Linked DNA regions of Homo sapiens: region 1 is linked to region 2. A link is a contact called in ENCODE Hi-C or POLR2A ChIA-PET data. All regions are on one chromosome and are shown on one strand. The core of a region is the stretch at or near the end of the contact, and the rest is flanking DNA. Distances in the headings are between cores, read along the strand shown.

Region 1 (5,035 bases), core at 2,316-4,815, 160 kb after region 2:
GTCTCTCCCTCCCACCTTTAACCACTTCATTTCAGACCGCAGAGCTTATTAATATTCAGTAATATGTCTAGGCTTGAACAGATAAAAATAGCCAAGCCTTTCATTTAGAAACAGACTTCTCTAAGCACAAGCTTATTTTCTCTATCGCTGCAAGTATAACTGCCTGTCTCTGCAGATAGATCATCCGTCTCCTTCCAGTGACCAGCATGTGAAATGATGGTCACTGTCACTTATTTTGTTTCATGAAAGGCTGCCTGTTAGCACATTTGTCTGTTTCTCTTTCAACCATACTTGAACCTGCACCCCCCCCCCAAAATATTAAAATACGTTAAATATCTGTTAAATATCCCTTCTATCTGTTAAGGGGAAGATTATCCTTCAGTAAGAGGTGATCCTTGGTCACCCCCAATGTTAGCATTATCTGCACATTATAGAGCTGTGCTGTTTAATACAGCAGCTGCTAGTCATGTGAAGATTTTACATTTAAATTTATTAAAATAAAATAATTCAGTTTCTCAGTTGCACCAGCCACATTTCAAGGGCTTAGTAGTTGCATGTGGCTAGTGATTACTCCACTGGGCGGCACAGAGTATTTCAATTTTTTCAGAAAGTTCTATTAGACAGCACTGCTATAGAAGCTCAACTGAGTAAATATATCTGTTGACTAAAGAAAAAAAAATCAAGCTTTTAGAGAATTAAAGTTAATTTTATTCAGAAGTCTTACTGAGGACTATAGACTACCGTCTATAGCCCCAGGGCAGTTCTGTCAGACTGTTTCAGCACAATATTTTAGCCTACAGCTTATGTACATGTGGTAGGGGTTCTGTACTTGTGAAATCACATAAAACTTGCTCTGAAGTTATATTAAAGCAGAATCACCTCGAAGTTTGGGTGTAAAAAGACATCTGGTTGTAGATTACAGAAGCATAATCACTAACTCTGTCAGACATTATCTTATGTCCAGGAAAAGGCAAGGATGAGGGTCATTTATCTTTTACGAAATGTAGTGACTCAGGCAAAAGACGTGAGGTGGGAGGGAGGTGTGTGCTCTCCGTGTTTTGTCTTCAAAACATCTTTCAAAAGAGCTGCATATCATCATAGAGTCAGAGGCTCTGTGAAATTATAATAGCAAATGGAAATGGGCAAACATGGCTTCTTTGCTACTTTGTCTCATATAGTATATAGAAAGCCATTTCAAATTCCAAGTTGACTATGACTATTATTTTTATGACAGTTCATGATTTTTAACTAACTATAAGTTTTGTGGGGGGTTTTTTGTCAAATAGTTCATGTTTTTAGTTTCTTTTTTCTTTTTTTGAGACAGAGTCTTATTCTGTCACCCCTGCTGATGTGCAGTGGCGCTGCCTCAGCTCACTGCAACTTCTGCCTCCCAGGTTCAAGCGATTCTCGTGCCTCAGTCTCCCAAGTAGCTGGGACTACAGGCGCCCGCCACCACGCCTGGCTAATTTTTGTATTTTTAGTAGAGACGGGGTATTACTATGTTGGCCACGCTGGTCTCAACTCCTGACCTCAAGTGATCCACCCACCTCAGCCTCCCAAAGTGCTGGGATTACAGGCATAAGCCTTGGTGCCCGGCCTCATGTCTTTCAATCTGAAAAAAAAAAAAACCCAAAAAAACAAAAAACAAAAAAAAGCCTCTTGGATGCACCACTAGAGAGTAATAATCCAAAAATCAGGCAGTCCTTGGTCTAGTTCATATGTCACCACCACCAGCTGTATGTCTCCCTTAACCTCTGAGTGTAGATTCTTTCCTATAAAATGGAGACAGTGATGTTGCCTGCCCTGCTGTTTCATCATCAATAAGCAGGGATTGTGTCTTATGTCTTATTTATCTTTGTAACCATGAAGCTTAAAACAGTGAGTGGTACACAGCTGGTGCTCAATAAATGTTAATTAAGCTAAACAATGAAATAATTTACATGGCTCCCCTTCATTCCATCAACGTGTTCTTTGATATATAACTAGGTCGAGGGACTTTATCTGCTAAAATTTGAGGGAAGGTGCTGATGGCAACATAAAACTTAGGCAGAAGAAAACATGTCTAAAAAGGATGTTTAGAAAGTTTTAAGGAAATTACAACAAAGATCTAGTAAATTCTTGAAAGCTTTCTGAGTCAGAGTGATGCGATTTAACTGTTACCCTTGGTTGCACCTGGCTTCAAAGCAAGAGTGACTGGGCCTAGTTGTATACAGGTTATAGTTATATGAGAGATTAAAAACAGAGCGTGTAAATTAGTTTCTTAGGACCATTTAAATGATAAAGCATCTTTTTCTCTTTTACCTTCTGTTCCCCACAAGCCTCACTACCTCCAAGTCTATATGATAGCCATAGTTTTGAGAGGGTTTAGAGAGAACACAATAACTTCTTGCCCAGTAGATACCAGCATTTTTTCACAGGTATTATGTATAGGAAGCCACAGTTTTAAAATGAACACTCACAAGGCAAAGCATTGGAGACCACTGACCAATAGGCATGTTTAAAAGTCAGATTTTTTCAAGCAGCTTCTAAATTACCAGGGAAACAAGCCAACCAGCCAGATGTGTGTGCAGTAGAATTCCAGCTGAGAGAAGCACAGAAGTCAGGCTGTACTGGCAGTTTGGAGGAAGGGTTGGGTTACTCTGGGAAGACATTCTGGAAAGAAGGACCAAATGTTCAAAACAGATTAGCACCCTGACAGATTGGGAACGGGTTGAAGGATCTTTTGGGCCAAAAGACTATGAGGTTTACATTGTTCTTTGCTTTTCTTTGTAAAGTCAGAGCCCAGATGTGCTGAGCTCCAGGGGTGAGCTGACCAAGCACATTGCCAGGTCTCAACTCTCTATTTACTTCACAATGAGATGAAAGTCAGCTCTCTGCAGCTCCTTAGCACAGAAGAGCTTGGTTCAGTGTTTTGCCATTCATTATATGCCACCTTTGCTTAGGTGGTTTCACATACATTCGTCTTCATTAGGTGATGCTTTGTGGGCCTACACTCATTTGCATGTTTTACAAGACTTCTATCATGTCATTGAAGTGGTAAAATGGCCCTGGCTGTCTCTTTTCCAATCTGGCTTCTATATCTTATCATCTTCTTTATTTAATGAAATGGGAGTGATGTACAGATGAGGAGGTCTGGGGAGGTATTCATTTTTCTGTCTGGTATTACTTTTATCTGTTATTGATCATATTCTCAAAATACACTTTAAGGATGGTGGAAAATATACTCTCCAAATGTTGATTTGATGCAGACCTAATTCTGCAAATTCAATAAATAACAAATTAATATTCCAAATGCTTTTCCTGACACTTTTGTTTTTTTAGGATAGTGATTCCAGATCTGAGTTCCTTTAGGATGTCAGAAGCTCTTTTGCAGACATCAGGCAGCATTTCAAGTCTTCTCATTTCTATGCTAAAACATTATTATGTCCTTTGGCTCCTTAGGATGCATGGGAGTCTGGATCCTTTTGGCCTAATGCTGGTCATGGTCATATAAGTGATTGGTCAGTCTCAAATCTTGGGCATTGTCCCATCCTCTCATCCACCCTTTTCCAAAACACACACAAACACAGCTCATCCTGGGAGACTGTGTGGTCCAGGGAAAGAATACTGGACAGACAGGGAGTACAGAGGCCTGGGTTCTAGTTGCCAGCAACTAGCATAGGCAATTCTCTCCACCCCTCTGTTTTCTTCAACTGCAAAGTGATAAAGCTGGAACAGGTCATCGATAAGGCTCTGCCAGCTATTACATGGCTTAAATCCATGAAGCCTGGAGAATACTAAGGCAAAAACAATAGGGAGGGCAGAACTCATAAAAAGACTGCATCTTCTCATTGCAAATGTAAGAAAATTTGAAGCAGCAGACTTAGACTTCTCAGTTGGTACTTTTCATCTGGTTCAGAAAGAAATCAGAAAGTAAAAGATATAAGAAACACTTGCTTAAAACTGCTTCTTTTAATGTATTTCTTTTTTTAAAAAATTGCCCTAAGTGTTTCTCCAGAAATAAGAGATTTTTTTCTTTCCCACATCTCTGATTCCAGGAAGTTTCTAAGTTCTCTGTGTTGCAGAACATTTGGTAAAGTATTTGACTTATTGTATGGGATGATGACTATGAGAGAGCTATTTTTGGATACTTTTATCTGAAAATCTTTATGCACTTTTTTTTTTTTTTTTTTTTTTGGAGAAGGAGTCTTGCTGTGTCGCCCAGGCTGGAGTGCAGTGGCACAATCTCAGCTCACTGCAGGCTTCGCCTCCTGGGTTCACGCCATTCTCCTGCCTCAGCCTCCCAAGTAGCTGGGATTACAGGCACCCACTACCATGCCTGGCTAATTTTTTTGTATTTTTAGTAGAGATGAGGTTTCACCGTGTTAGCCAGGATGGTCTCCATCTCCTGACCTTGTGATCTGCCCACCTTGGCCTCCCAAAGTGCTGGGATTACAGGTGTGAGCCACCGTGCCCGGCCTATGCACTCTTAAATACAGTTTTTAAATGTGTGTGTGCATCCATGTCTTAGAATTCATAGTGTATATCAAGAGGAAAATGGATTAATTTCTCAAAAAAGTAAAATTTCATAAATATGTCTACTGTGCAAATTAGCAGCATATTCCTTAGTGTCTTCCCTAAGTTTCCTCACTGAGTTTCTGTGTCATATTGCTTCTCCTCCTGGTGTACTCTTTTCCCACTCCTTTGCCCCAACCACATACACACTAGGTTTTAGAGCAGCAGCTTCTAGCCCATTTTCACAGTCTCTGGTCCTGGCAGAACACCTGTTGAATCTTTGGTCTTTATATCACAACCTTTCGTTCATTCATCTAATCCAAAGAATATTTTATATGCCAGACATTTTGCTAGATAGCGAAGATGTGTCATAAATAAAAGAGAAGAGCCCTGTTCAACCTCTCCACCCAATTGTGGGAGAAATTGACATTAAATAAATAATAGCTGATTATTTTGTTAAAATTATAATAGTGTTACATAGGAGAAGTCACTGTGTCTCAGGAGTGTAGAACGGGGAAACTAATTAGTCAGTGATTGTGTG
Region 2 (5,554 bases), core at 723-3,222:
ACATTGATGAAAGAAATTAATGAAGACACAAACAAATGGAAAGACATTCTGTGTTCATGGATTGGAAGGCTTAATATTGTTACAATGTTTATACTACCTGTTATGGTTTTCATGTTTGTGTTCCCTCCAAAATTCTTGTTGAAACTTAATGCTCAATGCAACAGCATTAAGAGGGGGGCCCCTCAGAAGTGATTAAGCTATAAAGGCTTCACCCTCATGAATGAACTACTGACTTAATAAAGAGGCAGACAGGGACCCCCTTTGTCCCTTCTGTCATGTGAAGACACAACATACTTACTCTGCAGAGGATTTAGCAAGAAGGCATCGTCTTTGAAGCAAATAGTAGCACTCATAAGACACTGAGTCTACTGGTGCCTTGATCTTGAAGTTCTCAGCCTTCAGAGCTGTGAGAAATAAATTTCTTTTGTTTGCAAATTACTCAGTCTGTGGTATTTTGTCATAGCAGCAAAATAGGCTAAGACACTACAAAGATCTACAGATTCAATTCAATTCTTATCAAAATTCCATGACATTTTTACAGAAATAGAAAATCAATTATAAAATTCATATGAAACCATAAAAGACCTTAAACAGCCAAGAATAAACTTGGAGGCATTACACTTCCTTATATCAAAATATACTACCAGGCTACAGTAATTAAAACAGTATGCTACTGGCATAAAGACATCTATAGACCAGCATAACAGAATAGAGATCCCAGAAATAAATTCATGCATATATAGTCAACTGATCTTCAACTAGGATTCCAAAAATACACAATGGGGACAGAACAGTCTCTTTGACAATTGATATTGGGGAAACTGAATAACCCTAGGCAAAAGAATAAAATTGGGCCCTATCTTATGGCCTACACAAAAATCAACTCAAAATAGAGGGTGGGCAAGAAATAGAGGATAGAATTTCTTTGTTATTTCACTAAAAATCCCAAATTCACCTTCAAATGTGTTGAGGAATTATCTATCTGGAGACAAGAATCTGATCCTGGTGATAACTCTGTAGTATAGAAAGTTAACAAATGTGCACAATTATATCCATCTTTTTCATACAAAGTTATCACTAACCATTCTTTTTGTCTAGCCAAACTGAAACCAGTATGAACCACTGGAAGTGGGTGGGGAGAACGCACAGGAAAATCCAAGGGCAGGATTATTGTGTGGTCAGGAAGATGTAAGGAGAATTTATGGGCAGAAACTTCAGCCTACTGGTCAGCACTCTTTATCTTTACCTTTGCAACCCATGTAGCAACCCTGAGTTTGCAGAAGGAAAGAGCATATCCTAAATTGCTTTAGCCAAAAAAAACAAACTGAACAGAGATGAAAAGAGATATTAAGTAAATATTATGAAGTAGAAGAGGCTAATACAATAATTTAGGTGAAGAATTATTTGTATTATGATCTTTTTGAGCATGTTACTTTTAAATACTTTCTGCCTCAGTGATTTCTATGTTAAAGTGCATATCCCTGGAAGGAGAGATTGTGTGTAACTCCTCTCATAAGCCACACAACAAAATACCAAAAAATATACATAGACACACATACAAAATGCAGTAGAAGATAAGGAAAATTACTTATGAAAAGGTCTTTCTTTCTATGCTGGTTATTCTTCTACCGTATCATTAATTGACTTAGGATAAGTTTCTTAACCTTTTCGAATCTCTACTTCCTTATCTATAAAAATAAATATAACTATACATGCCTCATAAGAATCATTCTGACAGTATCTGGGACATAGCTCAATCAATTACAATTGGATCTGAATCCTGGGTCAAATATACATGCTTCTCTTGAAATAAGTAAATGTATAAAAGCACAAACCAGAAAATTCAGTCATTATCACCTCAACTGTGCAAACAGGAAATGCTTCTATTTAAGTTGCTCATGAGCCAAAAATACAACCATCTAAGAGAGCAGGGGATTTCTCACCAGTGCTAATGGAGCAGAGCAAGAGAAGTAAAATACCATAACTAGGCCTATTATACAGTGGAAGAAAACATAGAGGCAAAGATAAGAAAAAAAAAATAGAAATAACTCCCTTTGGAAGATGGCTTCAGCTTTTGGGATACTGTTCACATTTTTTTTCATAGCTGGTGAGTCTGTTGGCCAAGTTGCGGGGATGCTGAGGGGTATTGGGCGAAGTAGAGAGGAAACCATAATTAGAAAAATACATTAGAATATTTTTCCACTAGAGCTTTTCCACTAGTCCTTTAAAATGCTCAGTTTAAAATAGCTCAAAGAGTGAAAATGCTACTTTATTTTAATCACTATGTTTTAAAAAAGAAAGATAATGTCTTAATTACTTATATTTCTGCCAAAATTATCTTTGAAAAAACATTTCTTAATAAAAAAATAAAAAAATGCCACAGGATTTTAAATAAAAATGGAGATTTCTAGTTTGACATGGTGAATTGAATAGATGTATCGTGTCTATTCTCTCCTGAATGGCTATTAATATGACAATAATAATATTTAAAACATATAGGCCTAAAGGAATCAAAATGTCAGGAGAGAAGACACAGGGGGTTAGGAAACATTAACGTATTTTGGAGGATGGAAAGCTTGATCACCCAGGAGAATAGAGGAAGCTGAACGTGTTTCTTCAGGAGGAAACAGAACCAAGCTGCAAAGGCTCAAGAATTGGGTTTTGCAGAAAGTGAGTGCAAAGCCCAGGTCTGGAATTAAGAGAATTGTTTGAAATTCTGTGTAAGAGGTGGTTAGACCCTGAAAAGTCTCAACATTCCCTTCCAAATTCTCAGATTTTAGATTTATTCCCTATAGAACATGAATCACAAAGAATTTAGTCTTACAGACAATGGGAACAGAAAGATTCAAGAGGAGATATGGGGCTGAAAATAGGTGGATTAAGTGGAATCTATATATTTACCAGAGAAATACACCCCCAATCCCTGCCAGCCCTCATTCCCTGTCCAGGTCCCCAAATACCCCAGATAGGCACACATACCTCTTGGGACAAGATTTTGAGCAACTTTCAAGGCAGAAACTGAATGACCCTTGCGAATATGCTACAGATTCAAAGAAAATTTCAGGCATGTAAACTCTCAAATAAGGAGAAAACCAGTAAAGAAGCTAGGATTCTGGAAACATGGGCTTCAATAGAGAAGACAGCTGAGGAGATTTCCCAGGTAAATATCAAAAGAAAGTGCCAGAATAAGAAATCATAAAATGGAAATAGGAAGCAACCAGTCAGGATTGGAGCAGGAGAGTAAAGATTTCTGGAAATAAATTTAAAGTGGAACTCAGACCAACTTAGTTGGTCACAGATGACTTTTTATTATTCCCCTGAATATCATTTTCTTCCACTATGCCTCTTCATAATCAGCTTGTTATATCAGTTCAAATGCAACATTGCTATGCCTCTGTTAGTATCATCTCTTCATAAATCCTTCAATTTCTCCAAAATTACATTTCTCAGGAAATTCACTTTAGTTGTCATAAATTCTGTACATAGTTCCATTTGTGGAGAACGCAGTGACTGTAGCAAAGCTGTCAGAGTAAAAACAAGACCATGATTAGCTTACTAATTCTTGTACCTGTAACTCCCAGAATTTTATAGTGAATTTCTTTTAAAATCCTCCACTTGAATACCTGCCTTCATCTCTGAACTTGTCTGCATCTAGTACAGGAAGCAAAGAAAGGAGAAAGGATAGATAACATTGTGTTAATTAAGATGTATCATATTGGGCTGGGTACATTGGCTCACATCTGTAATCTCAACATTTTGGAAGGCCAGGACCAATGGATTGCTTGAGGCCAGGTGTTTGAGACCAGCCTGGGCAACATAACAAGACCCCATCTTTATAAAAAATAAAAATAAAAGAATTAAAATAAAAAAATAAAAATAAAAGAATTAGCTGAGCATAATGGCTACCATACCTGTAGCCTAGTTACTTGGGAGGCTGAGGTGAGAGGATTGCTTGAAACCAGGAGTTGAAGGTTACATGAGCTATGATTGTGCCACTCCACTAAAGCCTAGATGACATAGTGAGACCTTGTTCCTTAAAAAAGGTACCATGTTGATACAAAAATAAGGTAATGATAAATAGTTGATGTATAATAGAAATAATTAATATTTAAAAAATTAAACACAGAAACAAGTAACCAAAAGAATTTCCCACACACCAACAGCTAGTATAGTGGTACTTTGGCAATATTTCTATTATTTTAGAGAGATAGATTGTCTCTATATACTATTTACATAGACAAAATTTCAGGTTTTAGATACCAAACAATTGTTGCTATTTTGTTTTTTCACTGAATCAACTCTTGGTGATATATAAACATCATTAAATTTGCTCCACTTTTCATACTTTTTTAGTTTAGTTTCATGCATAGTGGGCTTAAATTAGCTGTGTATATATGCTCATTCCTATAAAGCAATTGATACTGAAAAATTAAAATTTTACTCAATCATTGATTGACTTATAACTGTTCTTTTATTATGTACCTTATGGCAAAGCTGTCCTTGAACAAAGTGGCTGCTCAATATATATTTAATTGATTTTTAAAAATTTGTTTAGGGATGTTAGTACATAGAAAATGGTAAACTACAGGGAAAATTATACAAGCTAGTTGTACATATATCATGTAAGAATAATTTTTCGAAGAATGACTTCTTTTTTCTGGGTAGATACACAGTAGTGAGATTCCTGGATCAAATCATAGTTCTACTTTTAGTTCTTTAAGGAATCTTCACACTGCAATTGCAAAAATATGGAACCAGTCTAAACGCACATCAATCAATGATTGGATAAGGAAACTGTGACATATATATACACACACACCATGGAATACTACTCAGCCATAAAAAGGAATGAATTAATGGCATTTGCAGTAATCTGGATGAAACTGGAGACTATTATCCTCAATGAAGTAACTCAGGATTGGAAAACAAACATCGTATATTCTCACTCATAAGTGGGAGCTAATTTATCAGGATGCAAAGGCATAAGAATGATACAATGGACTTTGGGGACTTGGGAGAAAGTGTGGGAAGGGGGGTGAGGAATAAAAGACTACAAATTGGGTTCAGTGTATACTGTTCAGGTGATGGGTGCACTGAAATCCCACAAGTCACCACCAAAGAACTTACTCATGTAAACAAATACCACCTGTTTTTTCAGAAACCTACGAAAATAAAAAATTTTAAAAAGAAAAAAATAAAATGCTCAATTTTATCCTTCTCTTTCTTGTTTTCGTGGCTAAGAAGTTTAGAATAGTCATTGGGTGGGGGCCTAGTGTTCTGCATTTCTAACAAGCTTCCACGTGATGCTGTTGCTGCTACTGATGATCTGCCAAGCACACTTGAAATAGCAAGACTTTAAGGAAGTCTTGTTATTTGAAAAGAGAGTCTTGTGACTTTGTGATAATTCTTAGAGCGAATTAAGAATTCGCTCCACTGAATTCGCTCCACTGCACCACTGAAAAAAGGACGTTGGCTTCATTCCCAGGATGCGAGGCTGGTTCAACATATGCAAATCAATAAATGTAATTCATCACCTAAACAGAACTAAAGACAA

Evidence for each region. Hi-C counts contacts between places; a loop is a spot of excess contacts on that map. ChIA-PET counts read pairs that join two places held with the same protein, here RNA polymerase II (POLR2A). Pooled maps may share reads with other maps.
Region 1: a loop to region 2 is called in a pooled map, with 2.0 times the contacts of the local background. The contact joins two enhancer-like sites. A Hi-C loop is called at or near these places in 1 of 168 maps with a recorded cell type or tissue (naive thymus-derived CD4-positive, alpha-beta T cell) and 5 of 50 pooled maps. POLR2A ChIA-PET finds 5 or more read pairs at or near these places in 3 of 52 experiments (H1, PC-9 and T-cell).

The regions. Positions count from the first base shown.
Region 1 is chr3:112,742,822-112,747,856 of GRCh38, reverse strand. The region is part of intron 1 of LINC02042 (long intergenic non-protein coding RNA 2042); the gene reads left to right. Among named protein-coding and RNA genes, the nearest start is that of LINC02042, 4.0 kb to the left of the region's middle. RefSeq lists an enhancer at 2,256-3,110. Within about 2 kb of position 3,565, at least 2 of the 41 ENCODE cell types and tissues checked have a DNase peak (open chromatin) inside an H3K27ac peak, as active enhancers do.
Region 2 is chr3:112,904,794-112,910,347 of GRCh38, reverse strand. No RefSeq gene overlaps it. Among named protein-coding and RNA genes, the nearest start is that of CD200R1L, 61 kb to the right of the region's middle. Within about 2 kb of position 1,972, at least 2 of the 41 ENCODE cell types and tissues checked have a DNase peak (open chromatin) inside an H3K27ac peak, as active enhancers do.